Linked DNA regions of Mus musculus: all the other regions are linked to region 5. The links are chromatin loops, found by intact Hi-C in ENCODE. Cell type or tissue: heart. All regions are shown on one strand. Region 1 holds the start of Ccdc90b (coiled-coil domain containing 90B). Region 2 has its middle 85 kb from the start of Gm40448. Region 3 has its middle 61 kb from the start of Gm40448. Region 4 has its middle 16 kb from the start of Fam181b. Region 5 holds the start of Ddias (DNA damage-induced apoptosis suppressor). Region 6 holds the start of Fam181b (family with sequence similarity 181, member B).

What was found. Hi-C counts contacts between places; a loop is a spot of excess contacts. Peaks named below come from ENCODE experiments on the same cell type or tissue, not always from the same donor. Only the 100,000 strongest peaks of a DNase experiment are listed, where the experiment ranks them.
Region 1: it touches region 5 in a loop (5-fold over the local background); 9 of 42 quality-filtered maps call a loop at or near these places.
Region 2: a loop joins it to region 5, with 8 times the contacts of the local background. A loop is called at or near these places in 17 of 42 quality-filtered maps.
Region 3: a loop joins it to region 5, with 3.0 times the contacts of the local background. A loop is called at or near these places in 3 of 42 quality-filtered maps.
Region 4: a loop joins it to region 5, with 7 times the contacts of the local background. A loop is called at or near these places in 13 of 42 quality-filtered maps.
Region 6: it touches region 5 in a loop (3-fold over the local background); 13 of 42 quality-filtered maps call a loop at or near these places.

Annotation. Positions count from the first base shown.
Region 1 is chr7:92,559,024-92,564,023 of GRCm38, reverse strand. Ccdc90b (coiled-coil domain containing 90B) reads right to left here and starts at 2,875. Exons shown (of 9, transcript NM_025515.3): 1 at 2,389-2,875. The coding sequence starts at 2,488. In heart, CTCF peaks have their summits at 2,198 and 2,988; DNase peaks (open chromatin) are centred at 2,553 and 2,853; H3K4me3 peaks cover 1,963 bases; H3K27ac peaks cover 2,039 bases.
Region 2 is chr7:92,959,454-92,964,453 of GRCm38, reverse strand. No RefSeq gene overlaps it. Among named protein-coding and RNA genes, the nearest start is that of Gm40448, 85 kb to the right of the region's middle. In heart, no CTCF peak of the experiment used is centred here; a DNase peak (open chromatin) is centred at 4,473.
Region 3 is chr7:92,935,745-92,940,744 of GRCm38, reverse strand. No RefSeq gene overlaps it. Among named protein-coding and RNA genes, the nearest start is that of Gm40448, 61 kb to the right of the region's middle. In heart, a CTCF peak has its summit at 2,575 (motif pointing right); no DNase peak of the experiment used is centred here.
Region 4 is chr7:93,093,545-93,098,544 of GRCm38, reverse strand. No RefSeq gene overlaps it. Among named protein-coding and RNA genes, the nearest start is that of Fam181b, 16 kb to the right of the region's middle. In heart, CTCF peaks have their summits at 2,694 (motif pointing right) and 4,575; a DNase peak (open chromatin) is centred at 4,664; H3K4me3 peaks cover 461 bases; H3K27ac peaks cover 161 bases; H3K27me3 peaks cover 228 bases.
Region 5 is chr7:92,871,895-92,876,894 of GRCm38, reverse strand. Ddias (DNA damage-induced apoptosis suppressor) reads left to right here and starts at 2,648. Exons shown (of 6, transcript NM_001355126.1): 1 at 2,648-2,754; 2 at 4,051-4,133. Prcp (prolylcarboxypeptidase (angiotensinase C)) reads right to left here and starts at 1,642. Exons shown (of 9, transcript NM_028243.3): 1 at 1,395-1,642. The coding sequence starts at 1,556. In heart, a CTCF peak has its summit at 2,363 (motif pointing left); DNase peaks (open chromatin) are centred at 1,704 and 2,594; H3K4me3 peaks cover 3,523 bases; H3K27ac peaks cover 2,658 bases.
Region 6 is chr7:93,077,693-93,082,692 of GRCm38, reverse strand. It overlaps Fam181b (family with sequence similarity 181, member B), which reads right to left and starts at 2,814. Exons shown (of 2, transcript NM_021427.2): 1 at 1,708-2,814; 2 at 971-1,706. The coding sequence starts at 2,672. The coding sequence ends at 1,418. In heart, a CTCF peak has its summit at 2,771; DNase peaks (open chromatin) are centred at 2,002 and 2,772; H3K4me3 peaks cover 2,004 bases; H3K27ac peaks cover 1,542 bases; H3K27me3 peaks cover 2,930 bases.

The DNA of each region.
Region 1 (5,000 bases), 310 kb after region 5:
TATTCTCAATAAGCTATTATCACTGGTCTGATTGTGACATGAGCAATTTGATTCATAAGCACTCCTTAAGAGTCTATTTGATACCAGGCAGTGGTGGTACATGCCTTTCATCCCAGCAGAGAGGCAGTCAGATCTCTGAGTGTTTGAGGCCAGCTTAGGTGACAGAGCCAAGTTCCAGGACAGCCAGGGTTATACAGAGAAACCCTTTTTTGAAAAACAAAACAAGAGTACATTTGACATCTATACAAAACCCTACATACATCATTTTAATTTTTTCAAACTAATCTTGTATGTTTACAGTGAGATAGCAAATTCAAAATTAAAAGACTTAACAATTTACAAAATTTCTACTATAGATCTCTGGACTATCTTGTAGAAAATGACTCTTTTGGAAAAGGCCAAAATTTACTTTTTAAAAAGGCATATAAAATAGAGTTCACTAAATCTAATTATTAATTTATTGGCCGTTTTTAGAACTGAACCACTTCAAAGACATAACTGGTAAGTTTTCTTATTTGTATATTTGTATGTGGATGTATGTATGTGGGTGTGTGCATGTAGAAGTATGTGTGGAGGTCAGAGGTCAGCTTTCAGGACTTGGCTCTCTTCTTCCATCACATGAGTCCCAGGACCAAACCCAGCTCATCAGGCTTGGCAATAATACCTCTGCCTGCAGACTTATCTCGCCTGGTACCAGCTTGTTATTTTTCTATAAAAATTCAAAGAATTAAAGCATATATTCTCAGGGAGTAGGTGGTGGTACATGCCTTTAATCCCAACACTCGGGAGGTGGAGACAGGTGGATCTCTGTGAGTTCAAGGCCAGCCCGCTCTTCAGCTCAAGGACAGCTAAGATTACACAGTGAAACTCATTTCAAACTAACAACTCCAAAGAACATATTCTTACATTATAGTCTAGTGGCATAATGTATATGTTGCTTCAGAGAATCTTGGCAAATTAAATGAACTAACAAAAATGCTTCCTCTCCACCTGAGGACTGATTCAGTACTTCTGGTCATAAGGCTTGGCAATCTGTACTTAGAAGAATCAATCATCTGTAGTGTTTCTGATGTACTGCTAAGTGTGGATAGTAACAAATGAAGACTGCAGCACCATCGACAAAAACGTAGACAAATCACGGCTTCCTCTGCATCTCACCATCTACTTGAAAATAACTATACTGTGGTATTTCCATGGGATAAGGACCAACTTTCAAATTTGCTAGACTATTGACATTTGTCTATAGTAAGCAGTAAATACTTGTTACACTGAACAGGGACACAAACCATGCACTAATTTTAAGGGGAGACAAGATTTCCTCAAGAGTAACCAGACTTCAAGTGGAATAACTTGAAAATTGTACCAAAATATTAACATTTTTCTGGGGTGTTATATTTTTGGTAAAAGTACACAGATAAGTTGAGATTTGAATTATTTCATCAGATTCAAAACAATGCTACCCCTTTGTGTGTGAGGGCACACATACCTAAGGAGAGAACAGAGGAGGTCTTTGTATCCTGCTCTGTCATGCCCTTCCTAAGTCTTTGATAGGGCAGCTTTTATTGAACCTGGAAGTGGCTGGGGGTTCAACTTTGTGTTGTTATGCTTGTGTGCAGCACAAGTTTCTACCAGTGGACCCACCTCGCCACCCTTTTCTGAAAAGTCCACCAGAATGTGTATTTATAATAACTACCTAAATATGGATTCAAAGATGTGACTAATTCTAGCAGCTAAACAGTAGCCTTGCAAGGGCAGCCTTGATTGAAAGTCAGCGGAACAAATACAATTAAATAACAGGGTGAAAACAAAACAGTGGCAAACAACAAAACCACACAAGTGTGGAGGGCGGAGAAGTGTTTTTGGGTACTGAATAACTCAGTTTATCATCATACACAGATCCAGGAAGAACGAAATGTGGAGGTTGGGATGCCTTTTACGGCGGAAAAACTGAAAAGCACAAGTATAAAAAAAAGCCTTGGAAATAGTTCTCAGAGTAAAGTAAGATATTCTCCAGGATATACAGACTAACAAAGTGTTTGGAAACGCATAGGTTCCAGGACACTTAAAAAACAAAACAAAACCCTACTATGTGATTTGTAAATCAGAACACCCGCAAACTACCTAAGAGTTCATAAATGGAGACGGAACCCCGCCCCGCGCCCCCACCAACTCAAGCCGAGAGGAGGCGCAGGTCCGCAGGGGCTGGGTCTAGGAGGAAGGAAGCCCTCCAGCCAGACCCTGTCTGGAACGCCCAAGACCCACCATCCCCGGAGCTCGCGGGTGGCTCTGCGCGGGTGGGCGGGGCCCTGCAGGGGGTGTGTCACTCTCGCGGACGCCTGAGCGGGCACACCCGCCCGAACCTTCTCCCTGAGCGAGTCTTCGTCTCACCTCTCCGCAGGGCGGGTGACAGACGCCCATGAGGAGTTGAAGTCCAGCGGATTCCGCCGCCGTCAGGGCGCAGGAACCGCCAAATCCAGCGGCTCCTCATAGTCTCGGAGCCCCGCAGGTCAGCAAGGGGAAGCGGAATACGCGTTGATTTTCGCTGAGGCTTTCGGACAATGAAGTCCTCTCACCATCAGGATGCTGGGAAATGTAGTTTCCGGTCTGTCACCAAAGCACCTACTTGAGAGGTTTTTCTTCTACAAAGCTAGGCCTCTTCACAGAGCCACACTTAACACGACTCAGAGCTTATCCCCCTAGCACATCGCCCTTTTCCCATCTCTTCCCGCCTTTACCGCCCTAAGAAAGCGGGGTCTTGGAGAACCTTCTGGCGCCCATTTGCGGGCGGCGAGTTAGTCCCGCAGCAAGCTTCCCAGACCGAATCCAGCGTAGCAGCATAGCATCATGGGACCCGCAGTCCTTGCTGCTGAGGATTGTGGGGATGAGACCGCGTTGTAGCATCGACCAGTGCCCGTGGAAGTCCAAAGCGTATCACACACTTGCAGTTTCGCGTCTCTCTGCTTGGCCCTCTGGTGCACTGGAGGACCAACTGTTTTAGGCCTTTTCTTCAGGGAAACGAAAATTCTCCATTTCCTGGGTCGGCATTGTTCATGATTTAACATTCTCCAACTTCAGTTACCAAAGTCATTGCCCCACCTGGTAAAACCTTGAAAGCAATGTACTAACTAGTCTGTCGCTTACCCAGATTGCAACTTTGTGGGAATCAGCTACCCACCAGCCACCATTTCAAGCACTGAAGCTCATTAAAAACAAAACTTGGTTCCCACCAGCAAGCACTTTAGTAGATTACACATAGAAGGAAATTAAAATGATTCTGTCGTGGGTACTAGGGACAGAGACAGGAGAGACAGTTCTCCTGGGCTGCCAGGTGGGTCCCTGGTATTCAAGCGAAGCACTCTAGACTTTAAAATATTTTCCAATTTCATTTTCAGAAATATCTGAATGCCAGCTAGGTTTAAAGATTAATAATTCGAAGAACAAAGAAAGAATTCCAACAACAATTTAAGTTCTTACTGTACAGGATTTTTTTCCCAGGCTATGTGGGGATTATAAGGATTTCTGCTCTCCAAGTGAAAGACCCACAACATGAGGACTCCCCCACGTTCTGACTCAGGAGAGGCGACACCCCAAATCACGCATGAGAAACGGTCTTGCTGCAAACTGCAAGAGGACTTTTAATTCAAGAGTGCTCTCGGGACCACAGTAATACACCACGCAGGGGTAGAGGTCCCTGGCGCCCCAAGTAGCTGGGTAAGGGGGTATTTAAAGGAAGAAACCACAACTCAAGGAAGTGGGGAAGGCATTGTTGGAAAATACCAAAGATACCAGTTAAGAGTCAAAAGGAAGTGCAAAGTCACAAGAGTCACAAGGAATACCTGGTAATTGTTCGGGTTATCTCTCAAGACAGTTTCTAAGAGCCCCTAACAATGGCACATTTGCATAGCGGGTTCCAGCAATGGTCAGGGGGGGGGGGTCAGGGTAACTTTCTTTGAATGAACACTCTTTGAACCCAGGAAGCGGTGGGTAGAGGAATGTCTGTTTTATGACTAGCATACCTTGGAGCATTGAGTCACATTCCCAAGCCTGGGCCTAAAGGCCCAGAATTTTGCTTTTATATTTTTTCACAAGAACTTGTAATAGAAAAACAGGAGAAGGTAGAGAATAAGGAAACAGTAATATCTTAGTATCATGTAAGTTTTTAAACAATTAATCTTCTAGTCCAGCTGAGAGTGGGATGTTGGCCATATTTGCAATAGCCAAGCTATAGAGAAAGCCTAGGTGCCCATCAACAAATGAATAAGAATTATTATGTGTACAATGGAGTTTTATTTAGTTATAAAGAAAATCAAGGGCAGGAGAGGTGGCTCAGCCATTAAGAGCATTGACTACTCTTCCAGAGGTCCTGAGTTCAGTTCCCAGAAACCACATGGTGGCTCACAACCGTTTGTAATGGGATCCGATGCTCTTTTCTGGTGTGTCTGAACACAGCTACAGTGTACTCATATACATAATTTTTTAAAAAAGGAAATCAAATTCATGACATTGGGGTGGGAGTGGGGGAACGGGAGAGTATCATATTAAGCAAAGTAAGGCAGATACACAAATACAAACATCCCGTGTGTTTCCTCATATGTGCAATCTAGCGGTGTGTATATGTAAGGCATAAAATAGAAGGGGAGGGACTATTAGGAAAGAGAAAGGGGAGAGTAGCAGGAGCAGGTAATGGGGACTAAACAAGCATAAAGTCATTATACTTTTGAAAAGGAATGCCATTACTAAACCCATCATGTGTACAGTGAATGTACACTAATAAAAGAATTTAGAAAAGATGGGAGAAGTAGGATTCAAACATGTTTTCAAGGATTTCTAGTAAGCAGAGATAATAGGACCCAAAGAGAGGGTTAGAGTGAGCAGGCACAAGTTATTAATCCCGTTCTTATTTGTGGCCTTTGCATACAATGCTTTTGAAGCTTGGAGAAAATTTTCTAATGTATTAGATCAACTTCTTCATAAAAGTCAGATCCCAGTTGAAATGCCTC
Region 2 (5,000 bases), 88 kb before region 5:
TCCCCCAATACCCTCTCCCCCACTCCCCTACCCACCCACTCCCATTTCTTGGCCCTGGCGTTCCCCTGTACTGGGGCATATAAAGCTTGCAAGACCAATGGGCCTCTTTTTCCAATGATGGCCGACTAGGCCATCTTCTGATACATATGCAGCTAGAGACACGAGCTCCGGGGAGTACTGGTTAGTTCATATTGTTGTTCCACCTATAGGGTGGCAGAGCCCAGTTTTGTACTTCTTTATGCCTGAATAAAAGCTCCACTTTGGATGGATAACACATTTTCCTCATCCATTTATCTGTTGATAGCCAAGTAGACTGATTGCATACCTTAGCTGTTCTGAGCACTGCTACAATGAGCAGGTTATACAGGAATCTCTGTAGCATGCACACTTTGGGTGTGTTCCTAGTATGTCTAGATCATAGAGTAGCTCCTTATTTAGTTACTCTAGGGGCCTCTATATATTTTCCATAGTAACTGTAGTAATTCACACGCCTCTCAGAATTGGATAGCCCCACCCTAATCCTTGTGAATGGCGGCTGATGCTCATTTGTTTTCTTGGCAGTAGCAGTCCTGTTGGAATGAGATGGAATCTAAGTGTGGTTATCAGTTACATTTCCCAGAGACTAAGACCCTTGGTTGTTGGTTTTTTGGTTTTTTGGTTTTGTTTTGTTTTTTGTTTTGTTTTTGTTGTTGTTTTTGCCACAAACCATCTCAACCGGGTATGAGGGTCCCTGGGACGAGGGTCCTGAAAGGCTGAGTGGGTAAGGATTCGGCGGTGACAAACAGAAACAAACACAAAGGCAGTTTGAATCTGAGTGTATTTTGCAGCTCTCAAGCAAGGGTTTTTATACATTAAAAAAAAAGTATTAAAACTCTTAGAAGATGTGTCCAGTAAAGCAATCATGAATATCATCATTGTCATTTGGTACAGTAAAGCACAAAACTCATCCAAATATTACAACTCTGAGAAGATGTATGCACTGGGGCAGTCATCCAAAATGTGGGGCATATTTCCAAGAACAGGTTAGTAGATATTTATGGTCACTTATTGTTTAACATCTAATGCCTGATTTTTTTTTGTAAATCTTCAAAGCATTAATTTAAACTATTTTAATTATTTTTATTTAAGGCTTTCTTTACCATATACCAAAGCCTACTTCTGATGACACACTTGAAGCCATATGGAATTATGTTGTTGGGAAAGTTTTTGTCTACCATAATACTATTATGCAATTTTGTAAATGATTTATGAAGTAAAACACTGGTTTCCTGGAGATGAGGTCATGGCTAGTGACCCATTCTCAAGGGATGATTTCTTATCTATTTCTCTCGATTAAGATCTTATCCTAGGCTATCAGGAACATGTAAATAAGAAAAGGAATAAAAGAAAGTAAAACAGATAAATCGCCATGAGAACTATGGCTCAATATTTTGTTCTGGCTAAGAGCTCCACAACTGGTTCCAGGAGGCCTCTTTCTTTTGAAGTTTTCACCTCAGTCTGTGGAACTTGTCACACAGATTCTACTGGGGTTGGTGTGGCAGTTCTTATTGCTGCATGAATGTAATATTTCCTCTCAACCTTGATTTGCATTCTGATAACCCTTTCTTATGTTTGACCTGGTCTATTGGTGATGCATTCCATTGTGGTTTCTTTTTAATTTTTAATCCCTGTTTATTCACTCATTCATTTATTCCAGAATCCTAATCCCTTGAAGAATTTTATGACATGTTCTTTAATATCTCACCTATGTTGCTGACTTTGTCATCCATTCTGACTTAACTTTGGTGGGGAATTTTCTTATTTCATTCAGCAGCATAAGTCCTCTGCAAAGTTGTGGACCATTATAAAATTTTTAATTCTTTGACTTTTGTTTTGTTTTGTTTTGAATATTCAGAAGTTGTGAGCTTTTGGAGGTGTCCTATTGGCCTCCTTCTTCATATTTTCTTGTTGTTGTTGTTGTTTTGTTTCTAACTTGTGATTTTTGCGAGTGTTAAATGTCTTTCAGGGGCTTTCTGGGGTTTTGCATGTAGTTTTGCACTCTACCCACCTGTACTCCAGAAGGTGATCTCACAACCAGCCCACTCCCAGCTCCCCTTGAATCCCCAGATAAAAGACACAAACATGCTGTTGTTCAATTTCAATTTGCCTTCTTGGCACAATTGCTGGGTGCTACTATCTCCTGCCTAGAAAAGTATGCCCTTACTAATATCTTATCTCCATCTCTCCTACCTGCCCTATTCTTCAGTTGCTCTACTGCCCTGAATACCCACCTGTAAGAGTGGCCTGTGCAGCCCCTCTGTTTTGATGTCTCACATAGTTGCCCAGTTCTCCTCTCTCCAAGGCATAGCATACTCTCCTCTCCTCCTTTGTGTCTCCCTGACTTCCTCCCAGGACCCGGAAGTCCTGCCTGTACCTTCTGCCCAGCAATTGGCCCAAGGCTTTCTTTTTTGACAGATCAAGAACCAATTAGGGAATAGGACCTTAATATCAGCACTGCCCCCTACAGTTTTCCCCTCCCCTATTTGACTGTTCTGTCTTATGTAGGTCTTCTTAAAATATATTTCCCTTCTCTTGGACTTGGCTATGATCCTCACCACCTTTTTTTTAGAGAAGAGAAGCAGAGAGCAGGAACAAAAAAACAATGAATCGACAGCTGAGCTGGAGATGGCAAAGCTATTGTCGCCTAACAGATGGGATTTCAAACAAAAACTAGAAGAGATAAAGAAGAGTCATGGCATATTAATAAAGGGAGTAACTCATCAAGAACATATTGAACAATTGAAAATATATGCACAAAATATTGAAGTTGTCAACTTCATAAAACAAACACCAATGAGCATATAATATTTAGGTTATGATACATAATAGTAAGTGACTTGAATAATGCTCTTCATTTCCATATAAGACCTCCAAACTAAAACTCAACAGAGATTTCAAAGTTAAATAACACCATGGATAAATTGGACATAACAGATATCTACAGAATATCTTACCCAACTTATAAAGAATGTACATTCTTCTCAGCAGCCCATGGAACTATCTCTAAAACACCCAAAAATAAAGCCTCTACAACAAGCCTTAACAAGTAAGTACAAAAAAGACCTAAAATAAATTCCTATCAGGTAATAATGAAATAAAACAGAGAACCAACAGCTAGAGAAAGTACACAAATACTTGGAGACTGGAAAAAACACTTTTATTTTTTAAGACCAACAGCTCAAGAGGCTGGCTTCAGGCTTGTTCTGTAGCTGAGAGTGACCTCATGCTGATCTTCTTCTATCTCTTAAGCGCAGGGGTTGTATAGGCATGTGACATCACACCCGGGAACAACACACTCTCAAAGTGGGCCAATACAAAAGTTGGGAGCAAATTAAAAATTCCTAGAATCAACTGAAAAATCAAAATTAGAGTTTCTCAGACCATCTGAGATTCAACTAATGCAGTTTTACAAGGTAATTGTATAGCTGTAAGTCTTTAAAGACTGCATGTATCTCAAGCTCTTAAGAAAACAAAAACAAGTCAAATACAAAATAACATGTAGCAAGATATAAAAAATACCAGGTCTGAAATTTATGCAATAGAGAAAAATGTATAGAATTAATTAAATAAAAATTTGACTACTTGAAAACAATAAAAACTAGCAATCTCTAGCCAAACTAACCAAAATAAAGGGCAAAAAATACCCACATTAATAATATTTAAGATTTTAAAAGTGATGTATGAAGATGATTAGGAGGATACTCTAGAAGGAGTGAGTAAAGTTAGGCACAAGTGACCTACCAAAATTAAATCAGGAATATAAACAACCTAAGCAGATCCATCACAAGCAATGACATTGAAAAGGCAATGATAAACAGTCTTCCCCAGAGAAGAGCCAAGGACAAAATGCATTCACATAGTCCACATACTGATTCCATGGGATGACTCCAGAATTACGAGCACCTACTACTCTTACAAAGAGCCCTGGTTCTGTTCCTAGCACACACATGGGGGCTCACAACCACCTATAAGTCCATTTCCAGGGGATCCAACATGTCTTTCTTGCCTCCATAGGCTCCTGCATGCAAGCACTGTCCTCTGACCTCTATGGATGTATTCCTTCTCATACAAATAGACACGTATACATATCTCTTAGACATTGCATTGGTTTTATTGCATTGAAGAACAATTTTTAAACATCCTGCCTATAAAAAGTACACTTTACGGAGTGCCCACATGAGCATAATCCAAAATAGGAAGCCACTGAGGAAAGTAAAGTCTAAGTTGTCCCCCTTAGGAACTCCAGCATCAAATTTTCCATACTGAGTTCCGTGTAAAGTGGCCCCAGGGATTTCATATTATTATCTTAAAATCTACAGACAGCTCATTGTTTAAAACATTGTACATTAAGCACTTTAGTAAGGGAAAGGACAGCCTCAGCTGAAACCAAAACAGAACAATAACAATAAGTTCAAACAAGCAGCCAAGTGGTTTCCTTGGATTGTCTTTAGTTGCTTTTGGCACCACATCAACATCTCGGATAAGAACCACCTGAAGCTAATAGGATGCACACACAAATAACAGCCAGTGGTCACGTGGCTTCACTGGATATACATTTCATGAGTAACCACCATGAGACCAGTGGTAAAAGTGCAAGAATGAGCAAGCTACATGCATAAGGCTTTTGCAGGCCTAGGGATATAGTGACAGAACACATAAAACAGACAATAAACAAAGACACCAAATTACTGTTGTCTGGGTTTCATTCTGGTGGGGTTACAGGAGCAGCACTAATTTTGATAGTATGGTTGCAGAAGAGATTTTTCTTAGAGGAAGCAATAGAAAACTAAACTTTTATACACTATATATTGACCACAGTTTCCCCTCCACCACTCAGTATCACTTTCTTTTTTCTTCTTTTTCTTATTAGATATTTTCTTTATATACATTTCAAATGCTATCCCTAAAGTTCCCTATACCCTTCCCCCCACCCTGCTCCCCTACCCACCCACTCCCACTTT
Region 3 (5,000 bases), 64 kb before region 5:
AGTATCCATAACGCTTCTCATGGAAGTCTGAACTCAGGTTATAGGGCAGAGACCTACCTGATCTCACATCCTCAGATCCGGGCACAACCCCCGTTAGGAACCCAGGGGAAACAGGTACTGTCAAAAACTTATTAAATGGTTAAAAGTCAATTTTGCCCTGCTACAGAGATAACAGGCTGACACTCTAGATTTGATTCACATTCTGCATTATCTCGAAAGTAAAGGCATTAGAATTCATGTTTGGGGGGGGATCCCACAGAACAAAGGATGATTGCCATCCCAAGCTAGGGGCCAGGGATGGCACCCAGCAGTTTTAATTTGGCGAAAGTAAAGTGAATTAGGATTGAGGCACTCGGCTGGGAGCAGGGTTAGTGGTGGCCAGGCAGCTACAGATGAGCAAACATCAGAAGTACTGGGAACCTGACCTCCAGAACTGTGAAAGAACACATTTCCATGGGTGGGGGAGGGGAAGAGAAATGTGAATGCTCGGGTTCTGTAGATTGTGAGTAGAAGGCTGAACAGCTTCTAGGCATTAAGAAGTCTGGGTTTCGGGGTGGCCTACGGCATCTGGCCTCTGAGAATAGACGAGCCAGTGGTTGGGATCTGGAACCTTGCTCTTCCAACCCTTATTACCTTCTGTCTGAAGTAATACACTGAGTAGTTATTGGCCACATCGGGGTGGAATATGGGGAAGAACTGCAAGGTTACGTTAGTGAGGGCTGGATTGACAGCTGTGGCAGCCACAGGTACCAAGAAAAGCAGCAGCAGGAAAGCCAGGCTGTAATGCAAAGCAGACACATGAATATCAGTGTGACAGGCAACAGGAGGGGAGTGCAATAAAGTGAGCTGGCCTGAGTGACACTGGTAACCTGTTGAATTCCCAGCCTGAGGAGTAATTTACTGGTTAGTCCTAAACCGCTGTAATTACCCACACAGCCCCCATGCTGATGTGAAGCCACCTCTGCGTTATTAATAATGGCAGGAACCAGAGGGGAATGGTGGGAGCAGAGGGAAGCAAACCAACTTCTCAGGCTTCTGAGAGAATGGGAAAGCCCCTGTCAGGGCCCTCTGAGAATCGCCACATCTGCAGAATAAAACAGCTTCAGTTTCCAGGTCTTGTCACAGCCATGGTATGAGCCCCATGGAGAGTGCCCAGGGGACGGTGAGTACCAAGTGTGAAAAAAATAGAATCCAGGCCCTGGAGTTTGATCAGTTTGTATAAAATCACAAAAAAAAAAAAAAAAAAAAAGAAAAGAAAAAAAGAAAAAAAAAAACCAACAACAACAAAAACCCTCTGCCCTGACCTCCCTAGGAACTGGCTGAACTATTTTGAGACCTCTCTGAAATGAGTTAAGGGAGCAATGTCAAACCCTTGTCTTTGGTATGGTACGCCGACTGGATTTCACTGCCCACAAGTGTGGCCAGTTCAGTAACATTCTCATCTTTCCTGGTCAACCACAGAATCCAGTCCACGGTTACCAGCTAATCCCAGCTCTGTTCCAGTCGCCTCCTCTTTTCTGTCCTGCCCCTCACATTGTCAGCCTGATAGAAACAAGAACCAGCCACATCCTTTCTCGGCCTCCACTTAGAATATAGCCAATGGAAACTAAGAAATAGACGCGGAAAGATATCTCCAAATTCTACCTGCTAGGCAAGCCTGATTTCTTGTTTGGCTTCAGCTAAGACACACACCCAGCACCACTGACTAAGAAATAGGATGTGATTGGTCCCCAGAGCTTGAGCAAAGCATTTATTCCCATTTCCTGGAATGGCCAGTTGTATCTCTCCCTCTTTTCAACTCAATAATTTCTATAAAGTCATCTCAGGATAATCCTATAATTCTCATTTAAATGTCATATCAATTCTATCATTTGTCTAAAAATAACAAATATCCCTGGGTTGGCTGGTTACACCACCTTTATAACCTTGATGAGGACATTCATAAGCACTCAATATGAATTCCTTTTGAAAAAAATGTGTCCATCTTATCCTAAGAGGCTCCCATCCTCACAAATTTGAAATTCACAATTGAGAGCATATGTGATTCTATACCACAAAGATGGCAACCATTCCAATGTTGCTGCACACATACATTTTATTAAAAGCTAAGCTGATACTCAGATGATTCATCAAACACTTTACTTACTTTCCCACGAAAGTCAGATTAGAACTTGTGCATGTCACTTTTTAGGTTGCTATGAAAAGACACCTTACAGAAGCAACAGAGGAAAGGAGGGAAAAGGGAATGGAGGGTGGGTTTGCCGTGGTTCAGTTGGAGGGTGAAGCCTGTCAGGGTGGGAAGTCAGAGCAAGCAGCGTAAGTGAGGCTGCTGGTCCCACTGCCTACACAGACAGAAAGCAGAGAGACAAGTATCTATGCTCGGCTCAAGTTTTGTTTTTTATGCAGTCTCAGAACCCATGGGATGGTGGCAGTCACATTCAAAACGTGTCTTGCCTCTTCAGCTAATGCCTTCTGGGAAAACCCTCATGAACACATGCAGAATTGCTTTTCCATGGTGATTCTAAATCCAGTAAGTTGACAGTGCCTACTAAGCATCACTCCCTAGCGCCAGATGGTGGCGCTCTTAAGCTGTTCCTTGTTGCTCCCACACAAGTGCTTCTCCGACAATGCACTTTTACCTGGTTGCTCCTTCCTGGGATGCTTTCCTCAGAGGACGCAGTGCACTTCCCACTCTATCCTGGAACCCACCTATGGTCACCTCCTCTCGGAATTCTTTCTTACCTTGGGAAGCACAATGGGCACATTTAGACTGTGAGGTCACAGATTCTATTGGCCGACCACTTACTAAGCTATGACACTAGGAAGTGACTGTGTTTCAGCATCGTCATCTGAAATGAGATGACAAGAGTTACTAGCAGCCATGGCTGAGGGTTAAATGAGAAATCTGACGTAAAGCATTAGGTTCCACTCCTGGTAAATGGTGAACACTATCCCGGGGATTAGCTATTACTGTTAATGACCCAAAGTATACAGTTCACTTGCAATATGCACTCTTTCAGATACATATTTATATGTCCTTACAAGACTGTGACCCTGTTAAATTTCAGTTATTCAAGTCTACTTGCCAGATCTGTGCATTTTGTCCAGCTTATAGGTACTTTACAAAAGCATTGTTGCATTAAGTTACACATCTAGGAAGGAAATATATTTTTTGAATGAGGTTTTGAAATATTAAATGAAATGAAATGAAGACAAAAGCAGGCATGTGACCTGGGAATGAGGCAGACTAGCTGCCACATTTTCCTGTTCGTCCCCCATTTTCATTCTCAAAAGTAACTCCTGTGATGGGTTTTATCTCTAGCATATGAATGGGAGAGCTGACACCCAGTCACAGAGCAACCTGACATGTCCCCTCTCTGTCACCTGTTCCTTCTCAGCCTTCCCTTCATCTGCCCTAACGGGCAGCAAGTAGCTAAGCCTTTCTTCCAGATGAAATTGAAACTTGACGTGTACAAATGTCTGTCACCCACCACTGACAATAGTGTTCTCCAAGATGCCATTCCTCGTGGTGACCACAGACCTCACTTCCAGGAAATCCCAGGGAAAAAAAAAGCCCACCATATGCCATGGGCAGAGCACAGAAGAGAGTTCTGTAGGTATCTGTCGGTGCTTTGGGCATCTCCAGGTTTTTCCTGTCTTTTCGTGCAGCTGAGAAAGTGGAACATAAAGCTATCAAAAACTGCAAATAGTCCTTCCCTCTGGAGACAGGCTTTTTCTCGAAGAAAGAAGGACCAATAGCCTCCCAGAGCATTGTTCAGCCACATTAGAGAGAGGATTAAGCAGATACATTCAGCTATTCCAACATTTTCTCTAAGCCTTGAATACGCCTCTCACACTTAGATAATCACATTAATTTTAGCATTAAAGGATTCCTTTTAGAGAAGGTAACTAAATGGCTTATGCCACCCAGAGAGGGTGCATATTTTATCAAGCACCAACACAAACAAAAGAGATTCGTATTCTCAGATGTCTCCCTTGTTCAGAGAGAGGGAAAGCAGGGAAGGAGGAGAGGGGAGATTGAAAAGAGGAAGGAGAGAGATCAAGGTAGAAATGTAGCCAGTTGCTCTGTGGCCAGAGGTGGGAAGACTGAGAACTCCCTCAGTGTGAAGGCCAGCAAAAGCAGAAGGCAATGAAGAGCCTGGGATGTAAGGGTAAGGAGTGGGCAGACAGGACAAACCCAGAGGCTGGAATGGAAGGGGAAGGAGTGGGTAGACAGGACAAACCCAGAGGCTGGGATGGAAGGGGAAGGAATGGGTGGAGACAGGGGCAATCCAGAGACTGAGACAGAGAGTAAGGAGTTGGGGGAAACAGGGCAATCCAGAGGCTGAGACAAGGGTAAGGAATAGGGGGGTGGGGGGGTGAGACTGGGACCGAAGAGCAAGGAGTGGGCAGAAACAGGGGCAATTGCCTTTCTGCTGCAAGAAAATTACATTTGGGACCAAGGAAAAGTGAGACAGTTCAGCATTGGAATTATACAACTGCTACTTACAAGCTCTGAGGCCAAGGTTATAATTTCGTGGCTCTGTAGACATCAGAGGAAGTTCTCTAAATTTACTTATTGCAATGGAATCTCAGTAGTTAAGGTAACAAAACATTTCTTTAAAAAAATTATTCCAATTCTGTATGATTCCCATTACCTGTATATTAAAGTAATCACCTTATTAATTATAAAGTTATTAAAATTTTTTTCATGTTTGTTTCTACTTTGGGGTCTCACTTGATTGCCCTTAATAGTTTTGAATTGTTGAGCAAAATTTATCTTCCTGATGGAGCCTTTTGAGTACCAGGGGTTGCAGATGGATCCACCGTGCCCACGAATAGACTTAATAAGATTTAATAGGGCTTATTCTGTATTTTTATTCTCTTTCATGTTAAAATTAAACAGAAGAACATTTAAGTTAGTTAATATCCATTAAGGCTAATATATATATATATATACATATATATATATATATTGCACAGAAGCAGGTCAAAATTAC
Region 4 (5,000 bases), 220 kb before region 5:
TGGGATGACATGTTTTTGGTGTCTTAGAGTCTGCAAGATATCAACTCAGACCCTTCTGACTTTTACAGTACCTGCTAAGAAGTAAGGTGTAATTTTGATAGGTCTGCTACTATATGTTATTTGGCCTTTTTCCCTTGCAACTTTTAATATTCTTTCCTCAATATGCACATTTAGAGCTTTTATTATTATGTAGTAGGAGGAATTTCTTTCCTGGTCCAATCTATTTAGTGTTTTGTAATATATATGAAAAACCTTCTCCTATGATTTTATTGAAAATATTTTCTAGGCCTTGTATCTGGGAATCTTCTCCTTCTATTCCTATTATTCTTAGGCTTGGTCTTTTCATAGTGTCCCAGATTTCTTGGATGCTTTATGCCATGAACTTTTTAGATTTAGCATTTTCTTTGATAGATGTATTAATTTCTTCCATCATATCTTCTATGCTAGAGATTTTCTTTTCCATCTCTTGTATTTTTGTTGTTGTTGTTGTTGTTGTTGTTGTTTTACTGTAGTTTCTGTTCTCTTCACTAGGTTTTTCATCTCCAGGATTCCCTCATTTTTGTTTTCTTCATTGCTTCTATTTCTATTTTTAGTTCTTGAGCAATTTTATGCATTTCCTTCAACTGTTTGATTGTATTTTCCTGTATTTCTTTAACTTAATCATTTCCTTTTTTGAGGCTTCTATCTTTACAAGATTAGATTTAAGGTCCTCTTCTTGTGTGTCTGCTGAGGTAGGACATCCAGGACTTGCTGTGACAAATCCACAGGATTTAAGACTTTCTTTTGTACATTTCATACACAAATAACTATTAGAACACAATGCTAGAAGATGACACAAATACACCCAAACATACATCAACCCAAGATCTCAGAAACGTCCGTGGAACTGAGGGTCCCTGAAAACAGTACACTGTTGCTTCGTGGAAGTCTCTTTTTGACCCCCACTTTTAACTTAATCAGCACTGGTTCAGGCAACTCTAGCTGCTGTAACAAATAAACACAAAAGACATGATAGGTCGAAGCCTATAGATTCTTGGTATCTTTAAAGTCCAAAGTATTCTTCCCTGGCAGGCAGCTCTCATCTAAGAAGTTGGAGACTGTGATTGTTGCCTTTATATTGCTGTGACCTCAATAACTGAGAAACAGACTCAGAGAGGAAAGATTGGTTTTGGCTCTCTGTTCCAATGGAGTCGTTCATTACAAGTGGGGAAGGCAAGGCAGTGAGAGCATGTGTTATGCCCCGACTCTGCAGGAAACCCAGGAGAACTCAGGAAGTGCAGAGTCTGCTGCAGGTGGGCATGGAAGTCTTTTTATCGAAAATGAGTCAGACTCGGATCGCAAACCTTCCCACAGTGCAGGATAGAGTGTGCCCCCAAGCTCGGGTGTCTTAACACTTATATATGGTGTAGTTAGAAATTCCTTGAATGCTTAGGGTGAAGGGGAGGGAAGGCGGGTGAGGTAAGTCATAACTCAGACAGGATACCATTTGGTAGGGTGGAACTGTGAAACTGAGAGGGGGATTAAAGATTGTCTTTTGGGGGGCTATCAGGAACTAGTTCTCCCCACCACCTTTGTTTTTGTTTTGTTTTGTTTTGTTTTTTGCTTTTTTAATTTGGTTTTTGGTTTTTCGAGACAGGGTTTCTTTGTATAGCCCTGGCTGTCCTGGAACTCACTTTGTAGACCAGGCAGCTGGCCATAACTATCTGTGACCTCTGATTACCTCTTTTCTATGATTTAAGCATGAGACCCTAATCTCCTTTCTTCAAGGATAGGCACCAGCTGCAGCTGATTATCTAGGAGAATGCAAGCCTTGATGCCACTGAAACTGAGGAGATTTTGTCATTTGTCTTACTTAGGTTGGCACCCATGGCTCCTTGAGTCCTCTCTGAGCGGCCAGATGTGGAAAGAACCCCCACGTTTGCTGCAAGGCTGGAGAAGGGGCAGAGGTGGGCAAAAGCAGAGCTTCTGAGGGAAAGCACAGAGGCTAACCTCGGAAGCAAACCTCACCACGCTTGCTGGGGGAGAGCCTAAGGGGTAGTGGGACTTCTGCAGGACAGTGCAGAAACAAGCCACCTCTGCACTTCACAAGCAACAAAAAGAAACCAAAGAAGGAAAGATGGGGGTCCAGACCATCGTTTATTTTAATCGTCCAAGCCCCACTCATAGTGGCTTACTTCTTTCAGCTATTCCCTGCCTCCTAAAAGCTCCATGACATCCCAAAATAGTGTCAACCAGCAAGGAGCTCAACCACTCAAAATATGAGTCTGTGGGGAGATATTTTAAATGCAAACAAGAAAACGAATACCTCCCACCTTGTGGCTCCAACTTTTAGACATGAATTCTATGCCTGCTGTAAAAACCACAGAAGAAAGAGCCTGGTGGGTGGGAAGAAGCAGAGCTGTATGTTGTCCAGACCTGCAGTGCAAGTGTCGCCCCCACTCATTTGTCACCTCAACTAGGATACACCAACGTGGTCCCGCACAAACCAGGGTCTCGGGAGGCCGAGATCCGAAGACTGAGATTAAAAGAAGAGAATTTGGACAACTGCATCAATCCTTGCTTAGTGGTTTCCAGGGAAAAAATTTATTTAGCAACTAAAGGGAAAAAAAAAAAAAAAGCAATCACAAAACAAACATGCAACATGTGTGTCTTATCCAAACCAAGACACCAGAGACTAGATGGAGTCATTTTCTTGCGAGACCACAAGGTGGCTCTGTAGGGCTTCAGAGTCTCGAGGTTTTGCTCAGCGGTCCTTTGCAGTGAAGCAAGATTAAAAGGATTTTCCAGTGGTCTAAGCAAAGATATAAACGGCCCTATTCTTCTAAACCTGGCTCAAAGAATTGATCTGGGCCTGCCTCCACCTCGAGGAGATTAATAACTGGAAAAAAAGAGAAGTCAGTGAGGTTAAGCTGAGCATGGAGGTGTCCGCTGAGAGCAGCCCCTGTGTGTGGAAAGTCTGGCCGCACCTCCAGCTCTGCCCTAGAGTGCTCAGTGGCGCATAGCCTTTTGCTACCTCTGTTTCATTTCCTGTGGAATGGATGCATAAGGCTACTTAAATTTAATGCGTTTCTCCAGCTTCTCCAGGTGTTTTCACAAGCATCCTCTGCTCTAGGATAAATAAAATAAAATAGAGGTGGAGGATCCAGAGGGTAAGACAGTAAGCAGGCACTCCAGTGTGCCTCTGCAAGAAACGTATGGGCGGAACACTAGTGTTAGTGCTGTGTTCTCCAAGTGGTTCAGCTACAGAAGACAGGGGATGAGCTAAGGGCTCTTTGTCCAGCATTCTCACATTGTGTTAATGAAACACACAGAGAGAACTGAAAATAGGATTCTTATTCCCAAGATGGGATCTAGCTCTAAACTTCTACCTCAGCTATTGCAAATCAAAAGTACACTCATGGAGAGCTGAAGAGAGGGCTCAGGTGCTCTTCCAGGAGACCTGAATTTGATTCCCGGCACTTATATGTTAGCTCTCAACTATTTGTAACTCCAGCTCCAGAAGACCTGGCCCCATCTTCTCACCTCAGCTGGCAATGAATGGACGCAAAACACTCAGACACAAAATAAAATAAAATAAAATAAAATAAAATAAAATAAAATAAATCTAAAACCGGATTTTAAAATCACTCAGAAGAAATGCACAGTCATATAGTTAGGTGTGGCTAATTAGGCAATAGCATGCAAATCTCTTTTTTCCATTAATTTATTAATTCACTTTACATACCAATCACAGTCCCCTCCCTTCCTCCCAGTCCTTCCCCCTCACACAACCCCTCCCCTGTCCCCTATCTCCAATCCTCCATCCCTCTTCGCCTTCACCTCTGAGAAGAGAGAAATCTCTCCTGGGGAGCCAGCTCATCTGGATACCTCAAGTCAGACAGCGTTAGAGTATATCCTCTCCCACTGAGTCCAGACAAGACCGCCCAGTTAGGGGAGCAGGATCTGCAGGCAGACAACAGAGTCGGGGGAAGACCTCAGTTCTATGTTGGGGGACTCATAGGATGCAAATCTTTGGCTTCAGACAAAGTAGAAATAAATTCACAGTTAAAATGTATCTTTAGGTCTGGAAATAGAACCTGATGGTAGAGTGCTTGCTTGGCACATGTAAGGCCCTAAGTGCCCCAAAAGCAGGCAGGGTGGCGACGGTAGAGGGTAGAGGGTAGAGGGGGGAGCGGGTGTATTTTATTCCCTATGTGATTTCCAGATCCTGTGATATTTACCAATGCCTTGCACGTAACATAAGCAGACCGCGTTAGAAGCTAGAAGTAATACCAGATCTTGGGGGCCTATTCTTCGCCTAATGCTTAACAATAACTCTACATATATGATTTTTTTTTTCATCCTCACACTGATCCTGAAATCAGGGAACAGTTTAACACCTCCTTCCAGGTGATACTTGACAGAGTTAGAAATTCTGCAAAGTGGCATCAGCAGGGAAGAGCAGAAACTGAGCCCGGCAGTGGTCCACTGCAGTGTGGCCGCACACGTTTGTACACAGATACCACAGCTGCTGCTGCTACTAAGTTACTTCCCACTGCTGTCTAAACTCACTCTGCACTTGGTGTGTGGCAACCTACAGGCTGATAGGGGAGCCCTCTCTGCACAGACTCTCAGAGAGGATAATAATTGAAGCCGTGCTGCCTCACTTCCTGTTTCCTCCCCACCATTGTGCGGACAAGAATGGCTTTTCTTACAATGTTCTGGCAGCTACCCATGACCGGGGTCTGTGCCAATACGATTCAGATTCCATCTGTGTTCTGGGCTAGTGTTCAAACGTGTCCTGAGTCTCTCTGGGCCACTTTATTCCTCCCGCACTGCTTTGAAATCCTGTCGTTAAGGATAGAATTAAGAGATCGAATTCTGAGCAGCACTGGGCACCCAGAACTTGGAAGCCCTGAGACTCCAAGCATAAAGCTGACCACCCAGAATCCAGTCCTGGGGGGGGGGGGCTGCTCGCTCCAAAGGGGCCAGACAGAGACTTCTAGCTTGCTGGGAGGGGT
Region 5 (5,000 bases):
TGTGTGTAAAAGAGGTTTCAGTACAAGGATTAAGAGTCGTTCCATAGGAAAAAGCCATGAGTTCGGCTTTGTTTTACAGTGTGGGCGGAGAGCAGAGCTACAGAAAAGAGGAAGTCCTAGAGTTCTTAACACAGCCTTCACTTCAGCTAGACAGCCATAGCTCGCTCCACAGAAAGGTTTTCCTAGGGAAAGCATAAAACTCCATGGTCCTGCCTCCAACTTCTCAACTTACAAATAAGCCGCTGTAGAAATTAAAGGGGCCGTTCCAGAAAGACTTCTGCTACCTCAGCTAAATTAAAATGTTTGCTTGCTTTCTTCCTTTCTTTTCTTTTCGTTTTTCTTTTTTTTTTGAAACCCAAACTTAAATTTCTAGGTCTTTTTTTTTTTTTTTTTACTTCAAAACTAAATTGTTCTACAACCCCATGTCTTCCCTCTTTCCCAAATTCCTACCTAGTCAAACGTCCCATCAATAAGCATGCCTCCATCGGTAACCTTCTATTCAGGGCAGCTACTCTGCTAGGGCTTATGGTTCTTAGCTGCTTCAGTTAGTCATCACTGCAACCTTCTGCAGTAAGCCAAGAAACTTGGCTCAGAAACTAACTGTAACTTGTCCAAGATCACAGAGTGAGGCCAGAATCCTGATGTGACTTCTAAAGCCAAGATCAGACGACTGTACTCTTTCTAATCCCAGTGCCTTGTGCATTCAGGCCTCAGAGACTCCTAGAACTATAGAATTATATAGCCTTGTCATTTCAGAGGACACAGGTACTTTTCATTCAGACCTATAGGGTAATGACCTATGGTCTCATGCTGCCACCAAATACAAAGGCATTGGAGAAGCCTGTCTTAAAACTGTGAACTCAAGTTCAAGACCAGAGAGACCTGATCCTTGCACTCACTTCAGATGGGGATACAGACCTTTTAGCCTCTAAAGGTAACATTTCAGCTGAGAGAAGCAGTTTAGTGAAGCGATACATTCTTATGTAATGGGTACATCTGAATTTGTGTTGAGAGACCTAAAGGTGAAGGTTAGCCTCCATACCTAAGAATTTGAGGTGAGAGGTATGGGGTCAAAGGTTAGTCTCCATAATCTGGTTTTGGCCAAGGTAAACAAAGAGTTTAGATTGAGGCATTTCCTAAAATGAAGAGTTAAAAATATGTATCCTGGACCTCCAGAACTGGAGGGATAAATTTCTCATGGTCTCTGTTGGGAAACACTCGAATAATTAAGGCTTAAGACCACCCTCCAGAAAATGTGAACTAAAACCAAGTCAAGTCCTAAGTATCAGAGTCTGAATTTTGGAGTGGGCGGCGGTGCTCCAACAGCCAAGCAAGGTATGGGCGGGCGGTTGGGACGTGGGACCTAGAACCCTTACTCCCCAGCCTCTGCTTACCTTCTGTTCGAAGTAAAGAACTGAGTATTTACGGGCTACAGCAGGGTCGGGTGTGGGACTGGCTGACAAATGCGGGCTGCCGAGGGTCTTTAGCCTAGGCGGGATGGTTGTGGCGGCCCCGAGTAATAGGAAAGACAGGAGCAGGAGAGCCCGGCAGCCCATGGCTGGGGATGGCAGCCACAGTGTGGGCGACTAAAGAAAGAGAGCCACCAGCAGAAGCGCAAAGACTAAGCCGGGCCCAGCTCGTAGCTCCGCCCGCTGCAGACCAGCTCCTCCCCCGGGAAACCTAAAACCAGGCAGCTCCTGGCCCCAAAGGCGTTGCCTCCACACTTGCCACTCGCCATCCTCCTTCTCCCCGCCCACCTCCACTGAGGTCACACTCTACGTCGGCCTTTACTACGCAGGGTTTTGCCCCATCCTTATCTATGGCTCCCCAAGCCCTATCGCTACCCTAGGTTATGCCATATCCCCGCCTTTATTGCCACCATCACACTGTCCCCGCAACCTCAGTCCCACGTAACACCCCAGCTCTCCGCAAATCCCTTATAATGGCACGGGGCGGGAGGAGGAGGGAGGGAGAGTGAGTCTATTGTCACCAGGCATGACGGCACACACGTGACCCACACTCAACCAGAACAGCAACCTTCCAGACGGAGTTGGACTCTCCCCTCTACTTAGGTGAGGAAACAAGTACAGGGACTCGATGCTGGGCCCCTCAAGTAGCAGGAAATGGAGCGAGGTTCACAGATCGCTCTGCCCCCTTCCTTGTAGGCCGTTCGGGCTCTTCGCCTCTGTTGTTCCCGCCTAAGCAGCCCCACCGGTGTTCAGTTCTCGGGTCACCCCCATCGTCCGCATTGCCCGCACGACCCGTCCCTCCTGTGGCCGCTGGGTGTTGCGCGCAGACTAAGCCTTCTCTAAGCCTCGGTAATCCATCCATGCTCCGCGATGGCGACTCCCTCTACAACAGCGCCCCCTCCTGTCCAGCCCGCGGCGCCAACTTTCATCCGCTCCCACGCCCTCGGCGTCCGTCTGAAGCCACTCCTTCCCACGCCTCGAGCCTTCCCGGCTTCCCTCGCACTTCGCCGAGAGAACTACCGCTCCACCAGTCGATGAAGAACGACCCTCGAAACCCACAGCTACCCCTAGCTTTACAAGAAGGGTCGCTTGCCCGGGGGTGGGTGGTGGGGTGGGGACACGCCCTGCAGGGCGTTTTCTGATTGGCTCTCCTGAAAGTCCGTCAAGACGGTCCTTCCGGCGGAAGAGGACGCGGGAGATTCGATTGCTGGCGTTTGGAGAGCGGCGGACCGAGCGGCCGGAGGGCGGAGCGGTTGCCCGGGCTTGTCTGTGTCCTTTGCCTCAGGTGAGACGCTGAAAAAAGGAGTTCTTGGGGGGCTCTAGGTGGAGAGACTCCTGACGAGGCGCTGTAACCTTGCACTCCGTATGGATTGATTTCAGGACTTCTGGCCGTAAACGCCGGCTACGAGGTTAAACGGGAAAGTCAATACTTTTCATGTTCCTTGGCGAAGGTTTATCAGCACTTTACTGTTGCTGCGGATCCCCAAAAACCCAGAAAGGAAAGGGCTCGACTTTCAACGGGGGCATAAAACTATGTCAGCAGGTTACTGTGCTAGGTGCTGGCAAAGATGGTTTGTTTTATTTTTTTCAGATGACTTTGACTGCCCAGAGAAAGTATTTTACTGAGTAATGTACGCAGTCCAGAAATTGAAAGGTTTCTATTTTCCCTGCTCTCACGAACCCACACCTGAGATCCAAATCCAACTCCCCACTGAACACTGCCACTACCATAATCTAACCTGTGACAGCTGCATGCAGTGACAGTAGTAGCCTCCAAGACCAGGCAGATGGGTGAAAAATTCTTTACCTAGATACTCACCACTTGTTTTAGAAGCTTCTGTTTGTCCCGATATTTTTAAGTTCAAAATCTGTAACTTAGGTTAAAAGCTCTTTGGCCTTGCTTGCCTCTCTAACTTCAGTTCTAGACCCTGTCATACCCCCCACACACACACACACACACACACACATATACCCTCTCAGTGTGGGAGGTGAAACCCAGGATATCACACACACACTCTGTTCATGACATACTGAATTATCCCGAACCCCAGATTACCTTGTGTGTTCCTCAAAAGCACCACCCTCTCAACCTCCCAAACTTCTTTTTATCCCACCACACCTAAGGCATGTTCTGACTCGTTAGTAATTGCTTAGTTTGTAAAGCCGTTCTGGTTTGTTTTGCTTTATGTTTTATGTGTGTGAGTTAAGATAACAGGATTTTTTTTTGTTGTTTTTTTGTTTTGTTTGTTTTGGTTTTTTGTTGTTGTTGTTGTTGTTGTTGTTTTTTGAGACAGGGTTTTTCTGTATAGCCCTGGCTCTCTTGGAACTCACTTTGTAGACCAGGCTGGCCTCGAACTCAGAAATCTGCCTGCCTCTGCCTCCTGAGTTCTGGGATTAAAGGTGAGTGCCACCACACCCGGCTCCAAGATAACAGGATTCTATACCCAAAACTGACCTTGAACTCCCTCTATCATCCTCTATTTCCCAATTGCTAGATTTATAGGTATGTCAAGGCTGGCTTCTTGACCTTGCAAAAAATGGGATCACTGAGCACTCTGTCATTTTTTTATTCGCTCCTCAGATAAAATTTTAAGTGCCTCCATTATGCCAAGAAGGGCCAGGTTTTGGATGACTTCAACTAACAATAGAGACTGCTGTCCTAGGGTAAGTACCCCACCCCCACCCCCTTTTTTTTGGATAGGATTAAACCGAATAGCAAAGTTGAGTATGGAGACCTGTATGAATAAGCTTAGCACTCGGGAGGCCAAGTCATGAGAATCTCTAGTTTGAAGCCAGCCTGAGATTCAAAGAGACCTAAGGGCAACAGAGGAAAATCTTACCTTTAAAAAGATGGGTCTAGAAATCGCCATGGATCAGGAAAGTGCCCTGTAAAGAGTTGATACTAAATTGGTGACTGTGACTTGGCTAGGAAAGGGAGGGAGGGGAGGGAGGAGTCCCAGTTATCTAGCCACCATGGGGTTGCTTTGGTGTGGTTTTTGAGACAGGGTCTCTTTATGTATCCTTGGCTGGCCTCAAACTCACAGAGATCATCCTGCCTCTGCCTCCTGAGTGTGGAATTAAAGGCTTAGACCACTATTTCCAGCTTTGTTTTTTTTTATTTTTGAGAAAGAACTGGAAGTTGGGTGCATAGGAAGATGGGGAGGGGGAAATATAAAATATATTGTATGAAATTCTAGAAGAATAAATATTAAAAAGGAGTAAGCTGGGCAGGAAGCAGAGGCAGGTGGATCTCTGAGTTCAAGACCATCCCATACAGTGAGTTCTAAGATAGTCAGAACTTTATATAGAAAGATGATATCTCAAAAAAGGGAGGGGATGGGGGGATAAAAATGTTGGATATGACATGGCGTGTGGAGGGAGAGTTTTAGGTATCTGGCCATATGGCTAGTTAGAAATAGTATGACTTACTAAAATTGAGAGGATTTTGTGACAAGAAGGACTTAACAGGATTCAATTTTTGTTACTTATTAAACTTTGAATTTGTGAGACTTCTAAATACAGTTGACTCTC
Region 6 (5,000 bases), 210 kb before region 5:
TTCTCTGACTTTCATCCTCCAAGACTTCCATCCAGGTTATGAAAAGAATGGAAAATCTCCATTGGAGACATTATACCCTCCACAGATCCCTATCACAGTGAGGTACAGGAGTGAGGAAGATCAGGGATGTAGGGGCTGGGGAGTAAGAGTTTGGGATACAGGGGTGTGGCTGAAAGAAGATGATAAAGTTGTACAGCTATCATAACGCCCCAAACAAAAAAGAAACAAACAAACAAAATGAGAATAACATGTTCTACAGTTTTCACTCCAAAACCATTTATCTGCTTATAAAGAGACATAATACACCTGCAGGTCCAAGCAGTGCAACAGTTTCAAGACATTTTGTGTATTTTACTTCTGAGTCTCCCAAACAGCTACAACAGTGAGAAGTGGAGAAACGCTGTCATCCTGTTATAATAAGAAAACTTAAAATCAAGAGGTTATCATCTGTCTTCTAACTCTCTCTCAAAAAATGGCTGGGAAAGAGGAAAGGGGGAAGACAGAAATGGGACTCTAGACTTGCCAGGTTTTCCTCCTAACTCAGAGATTTGGAAGAAGGCAGAGAGCAGAGATGAGAGGCTAGAGCCATGGAGTAAGCTATTCAAGGGTAACAGCAGAAAGAGATGGGAAAGGCAGAGATTGGTAGGGGAAGGGAAATCTTAAGAAGAGAAGAACAGAGTCACACTCAGAACTGGTTTTAGTGTGTTTAAAGTCTTGGGCTTAATATCCTCCATCGTGGAAAAATAACTGTAATGGCACCTTCAGCTTCCCCACCCCACCCCATCCCCCCAACCCCCACCCCCGCGCGCCAAAAACAAAAACCAAGGAAGGCAAAGGGGGAAAGAAGGGAGGCCTGGGACATGACCTTGCCAGCACCCAAGCCCCGCCCGCAGCGTCCACCTAGCAAAGTTGAGAAATTGGGAAAACACTAAGAAAACACTCAACTCAATGACCACATACCTCTGTTCCATTTCTTTCAATATAGGCTTTAATTCATAATGTAGTCAGGGGAGGACACCAGGGAGCTGTTTGAAGGGGATAATGACATTAAACACACTGACCTTGGCTGAACTGAGATGAGACAGTAAAAGCTGTCTTACTCTTGACCCTTGATCATCCCACCCAAATCCTGTCTCTGGGTTTTTTAATTGGTCTGTCCAAGTAGGAATCTATGACTCACTTAGAAAAGAAAAGAAAATCTGAGGCTGTGATTAAAACAATCCTCACTTCGTCTGTTTTCCTGAAGATCCTTTATTAAATGGATTGAGGGTTTGTTTGTTTGTTTGTTTGTTTGTTTGTTTGTTTTAATCCCATTTCGTCTTTACTTGCGTTCTCCCATCGTTCTCTCCTCTCAGAAGAAACCCAAAGTGGCACGCAGCCCACAGTAGTCATAATGAAAGGAACGAGTTCCTCGCAGTCAGTCTGGATGCCCTCCTTCCTCCCCAGAAGCCCCTTCCCAGACCCCATCTGGTCTCCAGAGGCTGGGGTAAACCGCGCGGCTGTAGCCCGCGCTGTAATCATAGGACACCTGATGGGGCGGCGGCAACGCACAATCTGGGAAGAAGGGGGTGAAAGAAGACAAGGCTGGCGCGTCCTCCCCACCTGGAGAGTCCAAGGCTGTGGGGTACAGGAGGCGCACAGGCTCGTTCAAGGTCACGCCGCCGCGAACGCCAGCCACAGGAGGCTTCTTGGTCTGAGGACAGCTCGGGGGTGTTCCAGGGCTCGGGGTATAGTAGGTTCCCCACCATCGCCGGCTGCTCAAAGGGGCCTGACTCCAGCTCCAGGGGTCCCCGTAGGACCGTGGCTCCGGCGGGGAACGGATCGAGAGGGTCCGCGGCCATCAAGACACCCGAATCGTTGCCACTGCCGAAGTCTGGCGCCAGCAACTCAAAGAACTCAACGGCCTCCGCCCCTTTCTCCAGGTCACCCAGACTCACGCCCTGGCCCGATGGGACGCCGCTGGCGCCGCCGCAGCCCACCCGGGATGGTTCAGTGAAGAAGGACGGGGGCAGGTTTCGGGCACGCAGCGGGACCTTCCTGGTGCCGGGAGCCACTGAGCTCACCGCGGTGCCCGCCCCGTCTCCCACAGCGCTTGCTGCTCCGAGGCCCGGGACTGACACCGCCTCCGCACCGCCAGCCGTCTCTGCACCCCCGGGGATGTGGCGCAGAGAGTCGAAAAGAGCAGCCAGGCTCCGGCTCTGCAGGCTGGCGGCAGCTGCAGCCTGGGTCGCCTCCCTCCGCGGGGCGGCCTTACAGTGCGCTGGGGTCGCGACGGTCGGGGCTCCCGGAGGCCGTTTGGCTGGAGCATCTGCAGCGCTCGGGGACGCGGGTCTCGGAGGTGCAGTCCCCATGAGGCCACTGCAGCGCTTAATCTGCTTCTGCAAGTACTTGCGGTGGTTCACTTTCCGCTTAGACTTGCCTGGCTTGTCCAGCGCCAGCTTGATGTTGCTGGACGCCGAGTCTATGAAGCTGAGCAGGTCGCGGGTGGCCTCGCGCACGTCCCCGCCCTCGGACCCCGATAGCAGCGCTCCCGCGGTCGCCCCGCTCTCATCGTCTTCGAAACAGCAGCCTTTGTCCAGACTTCCGAAGGCGCTCACCAGCCCGTCCGCGGAGCCTCCGAAACCGAAGGGTATGAAGGGGTGCGAGCTGAGCAGCGCAGCCTGCACCGCCATCGCTGCGGCTCCCCGGCCGTCCGCAGCGCGGCCCGTGCGCACCCGGCCCGCTCCAGCCCAGGCGAGGCGCTGTCTGCTCGCTCCGACCCAGGCTCACGGCTCAGCCTCCCGGGGGAGCTCATTAGATCTTGTAAGCCAGAGGCGGAGGGAGGGAGTGCAGGGCGACCGCCCCGGTAGCGGAGAGGAGGGGCTTACGTAGCCAGGCTTTGGTAGTGGGTATAAAGGGGGCGGGAAACTTGGGCTTTTCTTGTTTTCCGAGCTTTCTCAGACCTTAACCCTTTCCTTTCCCTGTGCCCCGGGGCATTTGTTTTGACTGGCCTCAATCGCCAGGGGTGAGGAGAAAGCCTGTGTTCCAACCCCAGCTAGGCTTCTGTAAAACCACACCCTGGCCCTGGACACTGTCCCTAAGCGAGTTCACAAATCTGGGTTTCGATTCCAGTTTTGGAAGCAGTGAGGTCCACCATCTACCAGCTCCTGGAATCGCTCTGTACTGGTCATTGCCCATTTAATGACTTTATGCCATTTAATCCTGTCCAACAGCCTCATGAACTACATGTTTTGTTACCATTCAGCAAAAGAAACTAGACTTCTGAGAAGTTCGGAGAATTGGCCATAGCCACATCTAGTACAGTCAGAAAAGAAAGCCATTCCCAAACTGATTAATCTGTATTCTCTTGGCCCTGTCTCTTTGAATCTTCAAACTCTACTTCTGATCCTAAGATTCTGATCAGTTTTCCCAGGACCCTCAAGTCTGATGTTCTTGCTTCTACTGCTGGATTGGTAGAAGTTACTACTAGCTTAAAGTTAAGTCAAAGCCAGCCCTTGGCCCAAAGGTCAAATAAGAAAAAAGTCAGTCTCCCTGAGCCACTTCTTGATGGGAGAGAGTCCCGGGTGTATAGACAGCTCTGGCCTCTTAGGTTTTCTACTTCTGAAGCCACGTAGATTGCCCCCCACGCAGTGCTGCTGTAGTCGAGTGATCACCTGCACGTTTCCTAGGACACTTTCAACCAGACATTCATTCTTCTTGGGGTGGAGAAAATGAACAACGCGGTCCATCGTGAAAGGTCACTGAGAAAAGACTTGGTCTTGGTTTAGTTTAAGCCTATCCAGTAAACAGCCTGGGACTGAAATCCTTGCTCTGTTGGGTACATGGCTTTGGATAGACCATCTCACCATGCTCTGCTTTGGTTAGCTTTTTTACATCACAACACAAGTGAGGCTGCCCACCTCACTGGGCACATAGAGCATTTGCTATGAAAGAAGAGACCCGTGGAGATGGCTGCACTCCTTGATATGTCTTCTCCATCACAGTATTCATGAGGATTAACTGACGCCACAATAGAAAAGCCTCGTGCACACAACAAAGTTCTCTTAGTTATCATGGTGCAGGTCACTGAAGAGGTACCGACCATGTCTTCTAACAGTCTTCTCTTCAAGACCCATTTTCCTGCAGCTATAACAGAACCACATTGGAGCATGCATTCCTACCAAAGAAGACAGGTTTTATTTAAGTGATGGGAATAGGTACTTAAACACATAAAGCTGAGTCAAAATTGTTTTAACTCACATTGGCTCAATTGTCATGTACCTTTCATTCAGATTCAAAGATGTCCAGTATCATTTAGTCACACAGAGTCCAGTAGAGATGCCAAGAGTTTAATGAGAAATGGCCAGAGGGCAACTGTGCAAGATTTCTACACTTGAAATTCTAACAATCATATTTAAAATAAATAAACTATAAATATTAATCTATAAAAATCCCTTTTCACTTCTAGATAGTTGGGCTTCTAACACATCAAAGTTAATTTCCTGATTAATATTTGCTTTGGAAGTTGGAAGAGTCCTTGGGCCAGTCAGTTCATTTTCTGTATCATGTCCATTCCTAATCTGAGAAATGAGAATAGTTATAACTATTCTCGTGGATTTTGAAAAGGTTATTTATATTGCACAGTAGGCAAATGCTACTGGCAAGAATTATTTTTCTCCTACTACAGCAAAGGCTATCTCACCTTGTCTGATATAAAATAGTGGCCCAATGAACTCCTTGTTCTTGACTTGTGCCCAACCCATTCTATTACAACATAGCAAACTACAATATCAGCATCATTTGTCCTTTGTCCCCAGCCAAGTGCCTATTTTCAATTACAAGAAAGCAGCTGTGCTTATGGGTTAGACAAACTTTGAAAGAACAGTGTAAAAGTGCTGAAATTATAGCCAGAGAAAACTGGAGTCCAATTTTGCCTTTATTATCGGACAATACAAAACTTCTTCTGTGGACTCTGACCTATAAAATAAATATAACATGATAGCTATATGTATAAAAAAATA